Linked DNA regions of Homo sapiens: region 2 is linked to region 1. The links are chromatin loops, found by intact Hi-C in ENCODE. Cell type or tissue: endothelial cell of umbilical vein. All regions are shown on one strand.

Region 1 (2,500 bases):
CCCCAGAAAGGGAGTGAGCCACCCATGAAGGCAGATTCAAGCAAAAGCTTAAGGCCCATTTATCGACAGAGTACAGCAAGTTTGCTTTCCTGCTCAGGTGGGAGGCTGGGCTCAGTGACCCAGACAGTTCCCTCCAGCTCTGAGGCTGTGTCTACAAATAGCCCCGTGATCCTCCTACACCCTCCTCACAGCTCTCCAGGGACTCAGGTGCTAGCTGATGGTAAATGTGTTGATGGGGGAAAAATAAAAGATTGGAACTTCCCTTAATACCTTGTTTTCCTCCTCATCACCCGACTGATGGTGACTGACCCTGAGGGTGCAGATGGGTGGGGTGGGGATAGAACCCAAAAGCATTGTCAGCTCAGAAGGTCAGAAAAGTCAGCATGCAGATTTCCCAGGAGGCGTATGTAAAACATAGGATCCCCATCTAGGCAGCTGCCAGACCCGAGGCTGTGGGCGGTGGAGCAGCCAACATGCCGGAGATCTGCCCAGGAAACTCCAGCACATGGGAAGTCTGGCAGGCAAAAGGCAAGGCCACTTCAGGGGGGAAGGGGGCAGGCGGCAGTCAGATATTGGCCAAAGGGGCCTGCGCAGCCTTAAAAGAGTCCCCATGGAGTGGGAAAGTGAGAAACGGCTGGGTTTCAGGCAGCATGCATTTTCTGGCTTGGTCCCTGGGGTCTTGGTGTCCCGTATTTCAGTTGCAACAGAAGAGAATTTAGGAGGCGGGTAGAGGGGAGTACATGGCAGGAGTCAGAGGCTTTAAGCCCCACTGAACAGAGAGAGACTAAGACCACTCTTTTTTTTGTTTGTTTGTTTTGTTTTGTTTTGTTTAAGACAGAGTTTCACTCTTGTCGCCCAAGCTGGAGTGCAATGGCACGATCTCGGCTCACTGCAACCTCCACCTCCTGGGTTAAAGTGATTCTCCTGCCTCAGCCTCCCAAGTAGCTGGGACTACAGGCGTGCGCCACCATGCCTGGCTAATTTTTGTATTTTTAGTAGAGACAGGGTTTCACCATCTTGGCCAGGCTGGTCTCGAACTCCTGACCTCATGATCTACCCACCTCGGCCTCCCAAAGTGCTGGGATTACAGGCGTGAGCCGCCGCGCCCGGCCATAAGACCACTCTTAACTCATTCATTAGTGAACCCCTGCTCCATGGAGTACCATGCTAGCTGCTAAGGATAGAGTGATGAAGAGCAGCAGGGTCTCCACCCTCCTCACTGGCTCAAGGCCACTTGTCCTGCCTCCATCAGGACTAACTAAGCAGCCGAGGTGTGGCTGAGTCAGCAGGCAGGAAGTGTGAGTGGCCTGCATCTTAGGAGCTGGGGCTGGCAGGGTGCCAGATTAGAGAGGCAGGTGCTGAGGCTAAGATTCCACGCAGCAGTTAATGCCTCTCCCTCTATTATCCCCGATCCAGACCAGCTGTCCTGGCGTGTGTGCAGACCTGCAAGTTCAGCAAAGCCCACAGACTTCAGTGTGACCAACTGTCCCAGTTTGCCCAGAACTGGTTTGGTTTTAGCATTGTCCCAGGAAACCCCTCTAGTGCAGGACTGAGGTCCTTGGGGCTGAGTGAGGAGTGGCCGCATGCCAAATGAGTAATTGCTGGTGCTGTGGCAAAGCCCCCAGGCTTGGTCCTTGGAAGTTTGAACACTGTTGGGCTGGTGTTTGTTCCCAGCTGCCCTGAATGACCACACAGCTGGGTGTTTGGGAAACAATTAGTGGCATTCCTGACCCAAATACCTCCAATCTTGTTCATTAGTCACTCATATATGAGGAAATGAATTCAGGAAAAACACAATCATATATTATTTTGGTGTGAGTGTCTGCTCCCCAGTGTCACCCTGGTGTTTCGTTCTCTTATCACTCTAGATTGTGAATTTTTATTTGTAGCTGTCTTTCCCACCAGGTTCTCTCATAGAATCCTGAGTCTGGTGACTTAGTGTATCGCACATAATAGGGACTCCAGAAGTGTTTCATGAATAAATGCATGAAGATTCAATCTGTCTGTTGCAGAAACTAGGAGCCAAAAGGGCAGAATGAATGGTGAAACTGATCATTTTGAAAAGCGGTAAGTCAAAGTGAGAGGACCAGAATAGACACTGTAGGAAGTCTGGTTTCAAGCCAGCAAACAGGAAGCATTCAAACAACAACTCACAATCGTCCATGGGGCCTCGTTTGTTAGATTTCCTGGCAGAGGCTCTGTTTGTTTAGGGGCCTCCCTTCCAGCTGCTTTGCTGCCAGGCCCAATGTCTTCTCTCTTTTGCTGGCTGTTCATTCCTCCAACGCACATTTACTCAGGCACTGAGTCAGGCACTGGGCTGGGCATTGGGAAGGTGCAGAGGCTAGAAACAGGATGTCCTCCTAGGGGATGCATTATACACACACACACACACACACACACACACACACACACACACACACACAGCCAAGATGCAGTAGGAAAAGCAGTTAAGGCTGGGCGTGGTGGCTCACGCCTGTAATCCCAGCACTTTGGGAGGCCA
Region 2 (2,500 bases), 150 kb before region 1:
AGGTCCCCCGGCCGCAGGTTGCAGCCGTTGACAGAGTGGTGAGTGAGCTGCTGCAGCATCGTCCAGTACATGTACTGCAGGCAATGGACGCGAGGTGGAATGAGCAGCGGCAGGCTTAGCCTAGCATCCCGGAGGCAGCTGGGCACAGCCTGCCCTGCTCACGACCGCCTTCCCTGGCCTTTCCCCGGTCCCCAGCTCCCCCAGCCAGCTCTCTCCAGTCCCTTATAGTAAGGACACATTGTCCTCCTGGGGAGCTGCCCAGAGACCTCCCCCAAGCTCTTCCATCTCCTTCACAAACTCCAACCTCAGCTCCTCTGCTACCTCAAGCCCACACTGACCACCTTCTCCAAGCAGCATCCCCTAAGGGCTGACCTTACTGCTCAGTCCCTCAGCCTGCAACATGCCCTTGTGTACAACACTCCACTCTGCCCTGGGAACACCCTCCAGTCCCGTATTGGGAGAATCTAAGTCCACACCACAGCAGAGGCTTCTCGTGAGCAAAGCCCTCGCTCCCATTCTCCCATGCCGGGCCTTGGGATGGACACTGGGCAATGGAGCTGAACGATTCAAACACGATGTCAGGGCAGGCCAAGGAGCGAGGGAGAGCTGTGGGCGGTCAGGCTGTGGGCAGAGGGGGCCAAGGCACCACGTGCCCACCGAGACGCTCAGATGCAATGCACGCCCATGCCTGTCCCAGGCCACAGCTTCTCACATTGCCATTCCTACAGCCACACATCCCGGCATAGGAAACCCAAAAGATGGATTCTTGCCCACGAGCCCCTGCAAGGAGGCCCCTTAATTTCTTCTTACTAGCCCTAAGGAGCCCAGAATAATATTAAATTAGAAGGGAAATTAGGGAAACTAGAAATAGTTCAATGATTCAGAGGATATTCAAAAGGCCAAGAAACAAATGAACCATAAACATATGACTAACATGCCCAGCTGCATTAGTCATTAGGGAAATGCAAACTGAAGTCACAATCCCAGGCACGGTTTGAACGAAAAGGCAAACACCACCAGAGCTGACGAGGATGTGGAGCAGGCAAAATGCTTACATGCTGCTAGTGGGAGTATATACTGGTATAACCACTTCAAAAAACTGTTTGGAAGTACCCCTAGGCTGAGTCTATGTGTACTCTATGACCCAGCAAGCCTATTACTGGATATACACTCAATAGAAATGTGCACATATGTGCACCAAAAGGTGTGTACTAAAATGTTCACAGTAACTCTGTGATAGCCAAAAACAACGGAAACAACCAAATGTCCATCGATTGTGGAATTGATGTGACTTACAAAATAAGTCAGTTGGCCGGGCGCAGTGGCTCATGCCTGTAATCCCAGCACTTTGGGAGGCTGAGGCGGGCGGATCACAAGGTCAGGAGATCGAGACCATCCTGGCTAACATGGTGAAACCCCATCTCCACTAAAAATACAAAAAAAAAAATTAGCCGGGCGTGGTGGCGGGCACCTGTAGTCCCAGCTACCCGGGAGGCTGAGGCAGGAGAATGGCATGAACCCAGGAGGCGGAGTTTGCAGTGAGCCGAGATCGCGCCACTGCACTCCAGCCTGGGCAACGAGCGAGACTCCATCTCAAAAAAAAAAAAAAATTAAGTCAGTTGTGGAATATTTATACAGTGCAACACTATAAGGCAATGAGAAAAATGAGCTGTCACTGCAAAGAGCAACAGGGTTGAATCTCACAGATCTAACACTAAAACAAAGATGCCAGCTACAAAAGAATACATGCTACTTTATGATGCCATTTCTATAAAACTGAAAAACAGAAAAAAAATAATACATGGTAGCAGAGGTCAGGAGAGGAGTGACCTTTGCTGGAGGGAGTGATGAAGTGACCTGGAGGGCCCCACGGGGCTGCTGAGGTGCTGGAAATTTTCCATTTCTGATCTGGGTGCTGGTTGCACAGGGATGTTCATTTTAGGAAAATTCTTCAAGCTGTACATGTATAATATGCACTTTTTTTAATTTTTATTTTTTGAAATAGGGTCTTGCTCTGTCACGCATGCTGGAATGCAGTGGTGTGATCATGGCTCACTGCAGCCTCGACCTCCTGGGCTCAAGCGATCCTCCTGCCTTAGCCTCCCAAGTAGCCGGGACCACAGGTGCATGCTACCACGCCCGGCTAATTTTTTTACTTTTTGCAGAGACAAGGTCTCATTATGTTGCCCAGGCTGGTCTCAAACTCCTAGGCTTAAGCGATCCTCCCACTTTGGCCTCCCAAAGTGCTGGGATTACAGTAATGTGTGCATTTTTATCTATGTATATTATGCTTCAATTAAAAGTTCACTTAAAAAATAAGTCACTCTCATCAATACAGCCCCTGGCAGGACAGGATAAACCAGGAACTAGACCTTTACAGGAACACCTATTTTCCCCCAAGAAAATCACTGGCCACATTTATGCAGCCTCTATCTCGAGAGAACTCTGTGACCCCATGGCCACTCCTAAAAGAGACAGGCCATGGAAGCTCCAGGCCCAC

What was found. Peaks named below come from ENCODE experiments on the same cell type or tissue, not always from the same donor. Only the 100,000 strongest peaks of a DNase experiment are listed, where the experiment ranks them.
Region 2: it touches region 1 in a loop (6-fold over the local background); 1 of 110 quality-filtered maps calls a loop at or near these places.

Annotation. Positions count from the first base shown.
Region 1 is chr15:80,032,513-80,035,012 of GRCh38, reverse strand. No RefSeq gene overlaps it. Among named protein-coding and RNA genes, the nearest start is that of ZFAND6, 26 kb to the left of the region's middle. RefSeq lists enhancers at 775-1,518, 1,519-2,262, 2,263-2,500. In endothelial cell of umbilical vein, no CTCF peak of the experiment used is centred here; DNase peaks (open chromatin) are centred at 1,352, 1,542 and 2,222; H3K27ac peaks cover 1,445 bases.
Region 2 is chr15:80,177,698-80,180,197 of GRCh38, reverse strand. It overlaps FAH (fumarylacetoacetate hydrolase), which reads right to left. Exons shown (of 14, transcript NM_000137.4): 12 at 1-74. Among named protein-coding and RNA genes, the nearest start is that of FAH, 26 kb to the right of the region's middle. In endothelial cell of umbilical vein, no CTCF peak of the experiment used is centred here; a DNase peak (open chromatin) is centred at 967; H3K27ac peaks cover 1,036 bases.